Regions from separate parts of the Mus musculus genome. Here all the other regions are linked to region 1. Evidence: chromatin loops called from intact Hi-C (ENCODE). Cell type or tissue: gastrocnemius. All regions are shown on one strand.

What was found. A loop is a pair of places that touch in the nucleus more often than their neighbours do. Peaks named below come from ENCODE experiments on the same cell type or tissue, not always from the same donor. Only the 100,000 strongest peaks of a DNase experiment are listed, where the experiment ranks them.
Region 2: it touches region 1 in a loop (2.4-fold over the local background); 3 of 42 quality-filtered maps call a loop at or near these places.
Region 3: a loop joins it to region 1, with 3 times the contacts of the local background. A loop is called at or near these places in 27 of 42 quality-filtered maps.
Region 4: a loop joins it to region 1, with 2.8 times the contacts of the local background. A loop is called at or near these places in 9 of 42 quality-filtered maps.

What each region holds. Positions count from the first base shown.
Region 1 is chr10:59,863,752-59,866,251 of GRCm38, forward strand. It overlaps Micu1 (mitochondrial calcium uptake 1), which reads left to right. Exons shown (of 12, transcript NM_144822.3): 12 at 1-383. Among named protein-coding and RNA genes, the nearest start is that of Dnajb12, 15 kb to the right of the region's middle. In gastrocnemius, a CTCF peak has its summit at 1,524 (motif pointing left); DNase peaks (open chromatin) are centred at 22 and 1,518; H3K27ac peaks cover 167 bases.
Region 2 is chr10:59,709,466-59,711,965 of GRCm38, forward strand. The region is part of intron 1 of Micu1 (mitochondrial calcium uptake 1); the gene reads left to right. Among named protein-coding and RNA genes, the nearest start is that of Micu1, 8.2 kb to the left of the region's middle. In gastrocnemius, a CTCF peak has its summit at 959 (motif pointing right); DNase peaks (open chromatin) are centred at 30 and 959.
Region 3 is chr10:59,291,540-59,294,039 of GRCm38, forward strand. No RefSeq gene overlaps it. Among named protein-coding and RNA genes, the nearest start is that of Gm40670, 26 kb to the left of the region's middle. In gastrocnemius, a CTCF peak has its summit at 1,261; DNase peaks (open chromatin) are centred at 94, 1,237 and 2,265.
Region 4 is chr10:59,614,981-59,617,480 of GRCm38, forward strand. Mcu (mitochondrial calcium uniporter) reads right to left here and starts at 1,712. Exons shown (of 8, transcript NM_001033259.4): 1 at 1,544-1,712. The coding sequence starts at 1,690. In gastrocnemius, a CTCF peak has its summit at 1,013; DNase peaks (open chromatin) are centred at 1,344 and 1,768; H3K4me3 peaks cover 2,455 bases; H3K27ac peaks cover 2,273 bases.

The sequences.
Region 1 (2,500 bases):
AGGCGAAAGGAAGTGTGATGAATGATAATGCAGATGACCCTGGCACCCTGAGCTGGCAGGAAGCCTGGCCAGAGGAGGGTCTGTGTTAGCCACCAGGGGCTCCAGGAAGGCACTGTGCCCCCAGCAGAATCCAGATTCCAAGTGGCTGCTTTAAGCAGCTCTCCAGAACTTCCCAGCTCTGTGGTTTCCTCCCAGGCTCCCTGCGATGCCTCCTCTGGGACTCTGCTTCACTAGAGCAATGGCTGAGCCCCTGTCCCTGTGTCTCATCCCCTCTCTATGGACCTGTGGAGCCCAGACCCAGCTCAGAGCCTAGCTGCCCTCTGTCTAAGACACTCGTAAAATATCACTTTAATTATAGCACTTTGCAGGAAATACCCGCAAGAGCTCTGTGTCCTTTCTTTCTTTTAGGCCGTTCCTCTGGGCCCTTGTTTTTTGTCATCAGCCAGAGACTGATGCTCTCTCGTCACAAGCAACTTGAGGCAGGTACAAAAGACACATGTTTGCACATTAGGGTAGCATTGTGCCATCTCCTTTGAAGTGTTGCTTCCGAGGAACTGTCACACACAGTCCCTGACACAGACCTATGAGCATCCGGTATGTTGGATGTGCATTGAGAACCATAGCAACAGTGTTGTCTGATGGACTCGGCTCCACCGCTCAGTGGTGCTGAGCCCGGTCCCCATCTGTTCGTTCATCTGTGAAATGATAGATTGAGCTGGATGGGCCCGAAGTTCCCTCCTATGAGCCCCTGCTTCAGCTCTCCAGAACCTCCAGGGTCTGCCTCAGCGTGGGACTCCACCCTGACTCAGAACACAGCCAGGGGTGATTGGGCAGCAAGAGAGCTGGGGCCTCTGCCCACACCTGCACAGGAAAGCAGAGGTGGGCACTTCCTCTATGCCTCCCTTCCACGAGGCCGGCTTCGCTCTCCGCTGAGACGTGCCCCGTCTTCACCACTCTGCCTGGAGTCTTAAGTGCGGGCTTTGCTGTGCTGGGTGCTCTAAGCCTGAGGCATCGGTGCAGTGTAAGTGTGTCTTAAATATGACCCAGTAATCCCCGCTCACCCTCTCCCCCGTTTCCCTTCTCCAGAAAGCCATCCACGGGCTGGGTGGGACATTTACTTCCCCCCACAAGAACTCTTCAGGGGAGCGGCTGGGCTTCCTTAACCCGAGGTTCACTGTTATCCTAGGAGACCAGAAGAGGAATCTTAGAAACTGTTGCTAAGGGCAACTTAAGAATGCTCCATGATTTAAAAAAAAAAAAAAAAAAAAAAAAATTTTTTTCAATTGCTTCTAGTGCCCCACCTTGTTTCTGCTATGGCTGAAGCACATACTCTAGGGAAAGGAGGAAAGGGGAGAGGTGGACAATGGCTGCTGCCACACAGTTAAGAAGAAACTTCACGGGCCAAGGAGGCTAGTGCTAGCTCCAGGGTGCAAGCCTCGAGCAGACCAAACCCACAGGGGTCATGAGAAGTCAGGCAGGAGCAGAGACTGGCTCAGCTGTGGACTTCCAGTGCCACCTGCTGGCAGAACTGCTCAGTGCAGGAGTCCAGCTTGCCAGCAGGGCTGGGTGGCCCAAAGGCATAGCAGAAGAAACTGAGAGGATCCAACTGCAGGTGAAAGAGAGGGAAATGGTGCATTGCTCTCTGACTTAGAAAATGAATTTAATGAGTAAATGTATGTTCTTCGAGCTATTCGATGTCACCTTCACTAATCAGCAACTGTAGACGAGGCACTGAGCAAGGTCTTTGAGGAGCATGCGCATAAAGAGGAAAACAGGAAGGTGCAACAGCTGCTACCGTGAAGCAGCTTTCCATCCGATACCTATGTGTAAGCCCACACACGCTGCCGGAAGAAGAAGTGGGATTGGGGTTGGTTTGTCGTTTTGAATAGGCCTGTGAGTTGAGTAGAAGGGTCCAAAGATTGAGGAGCAGGAGGACCAAGGGAATGCAGATTCAAAGGCCAGGTCCATCCTGGAAACTGGAGTCCAGGGTTCCTAACGTGGTTTAGGGACTGATTCTGCGTTACAACAGGGAGCCAAGTGTGGCAAGCGTTGTAGCTGGCAGCACATCTGTAATTCCAAAACTAACAGGGAGCGGGGGTCGGGGTGGGGGAGGGGTGGGTTGGGGTGCAACTTTGGGCAAAAGATCACTTTGAGTTCAAAGCCAACCCAGACTAGATGGTGAAACACCGTCTCAAAGGAAAGAGTGGGAATGAAGATAACAACCATACAAAGTAACTCAGAAACCATCCATCTGGTGGACATTTGGGATTGGGAGTGTAGCACAGTGTAAGAGTTTGTGTCAGCGTGCCTGAGACCCTGGGTTCCACCACCAGCATACTTGAGTGCTCAGAACTGAGTATACTACTGGGTGTGCTTTATACAGAGGCAGCGGCAAGCTCACTGACAGCTGGACCTCAGTATGCGTGCTGTCCTGGGTTTGGTCCCTAGCACCATTTAAAAAAAAAAAAAAACCCTAAGGAAAAATTATAAATCTCCATTA
Region 2 (2,500 bases), 150 kb before region 1:
ATTTGAAGAAGCAATTCAGTTGTCAGTACTTTGGCATGGCGCCCATTGTTCCTTTAGCCTAGAGGTTTTCATTTCATGCTCTATAGAAAACAACTCTTACCATTAATAATTTTTCTTGACTGTGTGTTTTCTTAGGCTCAGATTAAAATCAGTGATAAACTCCCAAGTACTGCGCATTCTGTATTAAGATGAAGTGTTATTTATTTATTGGTTCAGAGAGTAGATTGTAGAATCATGAATGCTATTGTGGGAAATCTCAGTTTCTACTGTACAGAATTAGATAAATATTCTAACCTTGTGAATCTAGATCTCATTTACTTAAGCCTGTATTAGTTTTTTCCCATATATAGGAATATGTACATAATATATATTATATACAATATACATACATATATTAATTATTGTGCTTTTGTTTTTTTTTTTAAGGCAAAGTCTGTGTACCTCTGGCAGGCTTCAACCTTAACAGTGATCCTCCTGCCTCTGCTCCAGTTCCTCTTTGCCTGGGACTACAAATGTTCAGCACCACACCCAGTTACTTTGCTCAGTATTAAGCTATTCGCATTATTCCTGTAGCAAAGGGTAAGAAGACAGTCAGACAAGGAGTTATTAGATCTGGGTTTGTTTCTCAGTTTGTTGCTTGCTAGCTTTCTGTTCTTAAGTTGGTAACATCTCCTTTCTGGCCTGTTGCCTTTCACACTGAAATCTTGAAAATTTCTGAGATCACTTTCATCTCTTAATATTCTAGTACATTATCCCCTCCCCACTTCCTGTGCCAATCACTGTTTGAGAGGATTGGGGCCCACCATGTGCTAAATCTAGATCCTCTTGTCAAAACTGTTTGTTTTTTGTTTTTTTTATTATCTTAAGGTTTATTTATTTTTACTTTATGTCTATGTTTGCCTCTATTCATGTCTGTGCAGCATGTGCATGCAGTGCTCACAGAGACCAGAAGAGGGCGGTGGACTTCAGGAACTAGAGTTGGAGATGGTTGTCAGCATGGTGATGTTGGTACTTCCTGATAACCAAACCTGGGTCCTCTGCAAGTGCAGTACCTGCTCTTAACCACTGAGCCATCTCTCCATCCTCCTGAAGCTGGAGGTACAGGCAGTTGTTAGCTGTCATGTGGGTATTAGGAATTGAACCAGGGTCCTCTGGAAGAGCAGTCAGTGATTGTGATCTTAACCACCAAGCTATCTCTCCAGCCCCTTTTATTACCTTCTAATCTCCAATTCCACACATAGAATTAAAAAGGGAAGGATTCAAATGAATATTTAGATATCAGGAACATTATTCCCAATAACCAAAGTGGTAAAACAGCCCAAGTATCTATGGATGGAAGAGGGATGAGCAGAGTGGGGCCTGCTCTGCAATGGAATGTTAGTCCACTTTTCAAAAGATAGGAGTTGTGGGATATGCCACAACATGAATGAACCTTGGTAACAGTATACCAAGTAAACGGCCAGATGCAAAAACGCACCATTCGTAAAGGAGGGATTGGAGGAGGGGAAAGGAGGTGGAGGAGAGGGAGGAAGGAAGGAGGAAGGGATGATGGAAGAAGAAGGACGAGGAGGAAATGCAGTATTCCACTCCTGAGGAATTTTTGTATTGGAAATCCCCACAGTTTTGCATTTTTACTGGCCGTGCATCTGGGATCCTCTTTTTCTCCGTGTATTCTCTGTGTTATTTTCTGACAGTCTGCTGGGTAGAGAGTCCCAGTGTGGTTTTGATGTACATTTTCCTCCTGACTCATAATGAATATTTGTCCATTCAAGTCTTCTGCCCATATTTAATTGGATTGTGTGGAGTTGGACCAGGCTCCCCCATCCCCGAAAAAATAGACATACACCATACTCCCATGTAGCCCAGGCTAGCCTTAAACCCTGCATGTAAGTGAGGATGGCCTGAAATGCTGGATCCTCCTTTTTCTACCTGCCAAGTGCACAGAGCACAGGTGAGCACCACCAAGCATGGACAGGAGACAATTTCAGTCAGCATACAGTTTCTTAGAAACAGGATTGAGATCATGGGTTTACAATGGAATTTACATTATAAGAAAAAAAACCCTTTTATTTCCTGAATTCAACAGTATAAAGGAAAAATGAAGCCATGGCGAGAACTGCCTTCCTCTCCTGTGTCTCCCAGGACTCAGTAGTTCACATCCAATATCTCCCGTGTGGATTTCTTCCCTGACCTGTTCTCTAACACCAGCGAGGTGTCTTGTGATTTGGTTCAGGTCTGACATCAACTAGAGCAGGTGCGTCTGCACTCCTGCAGGTCAAAGCTTCAGTCCCTCTAGACTGGCCTTCCCTCCGCTCACAAGCAGTAAGCCCCCATGTTCTCCATGGCTCCTGTGTGACTGGCCCGTGCAGATCTCACACTTCATGCTTGGATTTGATCATTTGCTGCAAGAGCTGCCCAAGTCCTAGAGATGGTTCTACTTACCATTTTAGAGTATGTGTGCATGCATGCGTACATGCATATGTGTGTGCATGAATGAGTA
Region 3 (2,500 bases), 570 kb before region 1:
TGTGCCATCATATAGCATAGCACATGGGACATGCTCAGGCTGCCACATGGCAATGCTGGGACACAGCAGGGGTGCCCATGCCATCACATGGTGACCCTGGGACACGGCAAGACCAAGCACAGCCAGGCCACACACAGCAGTACAAAAGTGCAGTTCCGGGTTCTACCTCTCCTGTGGGATGCTGGTACACCGGCTCACAGGCAGGGCAAAGTCCAGAGTGGGTGGAGCCTGCAGTCTGCCCCTTCCTTCTGGGGCATCAGACACTGCTGTATGTCAGACAGAAGAGGCTGAGTCTGGGATGAATTGGTTCCACAGGGCTCTGGTGCCCTGTGGAATACTGGGTGTGTTCCAGCTCTTAGAAAAGGAATAAAGAGGTTCCAGTGGCCAGCACAGGGTGTAATCAGTCCTGAGTCCTGTGCAGAGGCTGCAATGCTGGCTGCCAGCACTCTAATGTGAGTCTCTGTGAGCAATAGGAGTCTGGCCAGGCAGGTGGGTCCAAGCTTCAAAGATGAGTGTGTGCTTGGGAGAGCGAGCCCTCGTTCAAGTGTTACAGCTCAATAAAACAACCAGTCTCAGATGATCCCTGATGAAATAGTTTGTGTACTTTATTCCATTCGGACAGGGATTATACAAGCCTTGGAGAATGGGATGGAATTTGTGGGGTAGATACATTCTATTGACTGAGGCTAAGATGCTGGTGATGTTGTTTGCATGGGGGAGAGTTCCAGGCGCTGTGCCACGTGACCAACTACCGGTGATCATCTTAGTTGGGGGTTGCGGTTATGTGCCCCAAAGCAGGCATGGAGTAGTTCTACTTCTGCTGTCTCAGATTTCCGGGGTTTCAATATGCTCCACCTCACCAGTTCCATGCCTTTCCTCTCGTGCCCAGTGCCCTACACAGAAATACAGCAGAGATGCCAATAGATACAACCACACTTCCACATCGAGGCACTGGGACACAGCACAGATGTGAACAGGCATGCCAACCCTGATAGGTGCTGGTGCTGGGACAGGCAAGCCAGCACCACCGAATGTCAGCAGTGGGACACAGTAACTGTGCAAACAGGTGGCACATATATGAACCGTCATGCCTAGGCCATAGTGTGGCAGGCCAGGGACACAGCAAATAGGTGTGCTAGTGTTACCCTGTGGTGAAGCTTTGGCATAGCAGGCATGCAAACAGGCAAGCCTTTGTCATCACGAGATGGTGTTGGGAGCTAGCAAATGTAGAGTAGTGAACCCACACCACCTTGTGGTGGCACTTGGAAATGGCACATGTGTGAACAGGTAGCCCAGGTTGCCACATGGAGGTGCTGGAATACAACAGATATATGCACAGTCTATACACACAGTCGTGCCTGGGCTGTGACATGGTGGTGTTGGACATGACATGGCAGGCTTGTGGACAGTGAGGTCCCAGCTGTCACAAAGTAGGCTAGAGCATATCATTCACGTAAATAGGAAAACCCAGGGCAATATGTGGTGGCACTGGTATATGACAGGCATGTGGCTAGTTATGCTTGGGTTATCACACGGTAGTGCTGGAACATGGCAGGTGTGCAGATAGACATGCCTATGCCATCACATAGCAGCACTGGCATATGGTAGGTGTGCAAAAAGGTGTCCACAGGATGCCACACGATAGAAGCCGACACAGCCTACCTGTGAACCAGCAAGCCTAAGCTGCCTCATGCTGAGGTGTGTGACTGTCAGGTGTGCATACAGACATGCCGGTGCCTCCACATAGTAGCCCTGTGATGTGGCGGGCACGCAAACAAGACATGCATGTGCTGCTACGTGGCAGTGTTGGGATGAATGTAGATATGAACGTGTAAGCCCATGCGTCGCCTGTATCACCACGCAGAGGTGCTGGAACACAGTAGACATTCAAACAGGAGTCTTCAAACAGGCATGGACAGGCTGGCAAGGGTGGCACTATGGTATAGCAGGCATATGAACACGCATGCCCAGGCCATCATGTGGCAAGAGACATGTGGGAACAGATGGTCCTGCATGAGCAAGGGACAATGCTAGGACACGGCAGGTATGTAAAGTGTGTAAACATGTGTTTACACATCTGTTCCACCATGTGGCATCGCTGGGACATGGCATGGTTGCCAAAAGGCTTGCCCATGCCGTCCTGTGGTAGTACTGAAGTACAGCAGGCTTGTAAACAGGCGTGTCCAGACCGCTGTATAGCAGTGCTGGGACACAGCCGGTGTGCATGCAGTCATGGCCTTACTGCTACATCATGGTGCTTAGATATGGCAGGTGGATGAACTGGCAAGCCCAAGTCATCACCCGGAGGGTACGTGTAAATGTGCCAGAGTGTGGTCAGGCATGCCTGCCTGTGCTGCCCGGTGGCCACACTTGGATCGAACACGGTATGAACAGCTGTGCTCATGCTGGCAGTGGGACACAGCACATGTGTGAACAGGCATGCCCAGGCTTCCTCATACCAGTACTGGAATATGGTCAATGGACACGCCCATGCCATCAT
Region 4 (2,500 bases), 250 kb before region 1:
ACACAGAGACCGGTGCATCTGAGGCACACATTTTCAAACACCACTTGAATACCACACCCAAACAGTATTAAGAACAAACTGCAAAATCGGAGGATGCTTCATTGGAAAACAAAGATAGCTCGGGAAATTTTCCAATAGTTCAGAGGGAAAAGACTGCCATCACATTTTGGGGGTGGCCTGTATGTCTTTCAGAGAACATAACTGGAGGCTATCATACATGCAAATCAGAATTGAACTATAGAAAAACTCGGCTCTCACCCAAAAGCTTTAGCAAAGCAATGTCAGTATGCCAAATATGAAAAAGTACAATCTTCTCACAAGAAGGAAGCTCAGGTCCATCACTACCACTAATAATAGCAATACTATCTTGTATTCTCAGCGCCTCGGTTCTTTTCATAGTGCGTTCCCACAATTTTATGCTACCACAGGTCTAGGGCTATCCTCTCTGCAAAGCTCTAGTCCTTTCCTCTTAGGAGACAGGGAAACAGAACAAGACAGATCATGATGCACGGGCTGAAGGCAGCACCTTCTCTATTGGGCCAGCTGCAGTGAGCCTTCTCATCACACTACACAAGTTCACCTTATGAAATTAAACCTACACTTGTTCTCTCAAGAGTTGGCCAGAGACCAACACATATGGGCCTCGAAAGTCCAAAGGAAGGGAACCTGCTGACCTGTTAGGTCAAGAACTCCATGCCAAGCTCAGGTACCATACCGCCAACACTACACATACACACGCCCCTGGGCTACTGACAGAATTCCTTCTTTGCCAAGCAATGAAACCCGGCAAGAACTGATTAATGGAATCACTAAATCTCTCCCTCTGTGAACAACTTGCCATGCCGCCTCTCTTGTGCCTGCTGCCCTTCCTTTGGGCACGCGTGCACAACCCTCGGAAGGGACCACCGGGATCTTTAAGAACCCGAGGGGATGGTGTTTGCCTCCTGAAGCAATGCAGCATCCACCTCGAGGAAGCAGAACACGCACAGGCAGGGGACCTGATCAGAGAAGGATAAAGTTTGATTTTCCTCCCTGCGTGTTCCTAGGGGGCCGGGAGAGGGCGAGGCAGCAGCCTCCTGGGGTCCCGGGGTGCTCTCCGGGGACAGTTCCCAGCAGCATGGCACTGCCACTCTCCTGACACACCGGCAACCGCGGCAACTCCGGACGCTCCAACCCGCCCAGAGGAGGTGAGAAGGGGACAACTTGCACCGGGCTCAGTTCGGGAGCATTGGAGCAAAGCTGTCAGAAACGACGGAAGGAGGGACCGAGCCCGGAGGCGGGTCAGGGAGAGGTTCAAGTCCCGTGCCTTCCCCGCCCTGGCGTCCCCAGTCCTGCGGGAACATCCCTGCTGTCGCCCCTCCTCCTCCTCTCCTGCCTCCCGCCCGCCCTGCCTTCTCCGCCGCCGCCGCAGGCGCTGAAGGACACGGCGGCTCGGTGGCCCGCCACCCCGGGGCGGCCGCGAGTTGAGGGAAGTCGCCGGGCGCCCCGGCCTGCCCGCGGCTCCCCACGCCGCCCCGCCCTCCCCGGAGCCGCGCTCGCTCACCGTCCGGTGCTGCTGGTGCGGCCGGTGGCGGCTGACGCCCAGCCCGGGAAAGCAGCCGGCAGTCAGCGCTCCGCAGCCGCCGGCGCCCCCGCCGCCGCCCCGGGAGCAGAGCAGCAGCAGGAGCGATCTACCTGCGGCGGCCGCCATCTCTCAACTGGAAACGGCGCTGGCCCAGGCAGCGCAGCGGACGGCAGGGGCGTGGCCAAGACCCGCCACTCAGCCTCACTAGGCCAATTGCAGTCCTGAGTCAAGCCTCTGAGGCGGGGCTTCCTGCAAAGTCCAATCAAAAGGCGGGAGAATCCCGGCTTCGGGCTGTCTGTCACTTCCAGAGTTACCTTACGGGCAAATTCTAGGGGACCGGTCTCTGGCGTTCGAGCCTCTGGGAATGGAGCAGTAAGGGATTGCCCGTTCGATTTGGCTAATCTTTACCAAGTGACTTGATAAGAGAGCTAGGGGAAATAGATACCTGTGCAGAGCTTGTTCCGAGTTGAGTTCTGAGTGTTCTAAGTTGTCTGCCTAAGCACCCAACTGGTCATTTTAAGGAGGTTGGCTACAACTCTCGACCGCATGTCTAAAGTTAGCATCCATAACAGATAGCATTTGGATGTGCCGAGACTAACCCTGAATTGTAAAGTTATCCAATGGCAGTGCTGTGTAGCATGGTATTAGGTAGAATGGTTGTAGCTTCAAACTCCCAGGATGAGTACCTGCCATTGGGCTGAATGAACAGAACGCTACACAATTGAAACATCTGATTCTTTTCCCCAGCACCCTTAGATCCGCATTCCTCTCTAAAAGCAACACTGTTCGTTACCATGTTTGACCTTGGTCTCCCTTTTAAAATAAACTACAAAAACAGAAGACGCCAGCAATGTAATAAAGCCATGTAAAGATGAACCAAGTTTCATAATTTTGCTAAGATAGCAAGTAGAACACAGTTGAGAATAACTTTTTTTT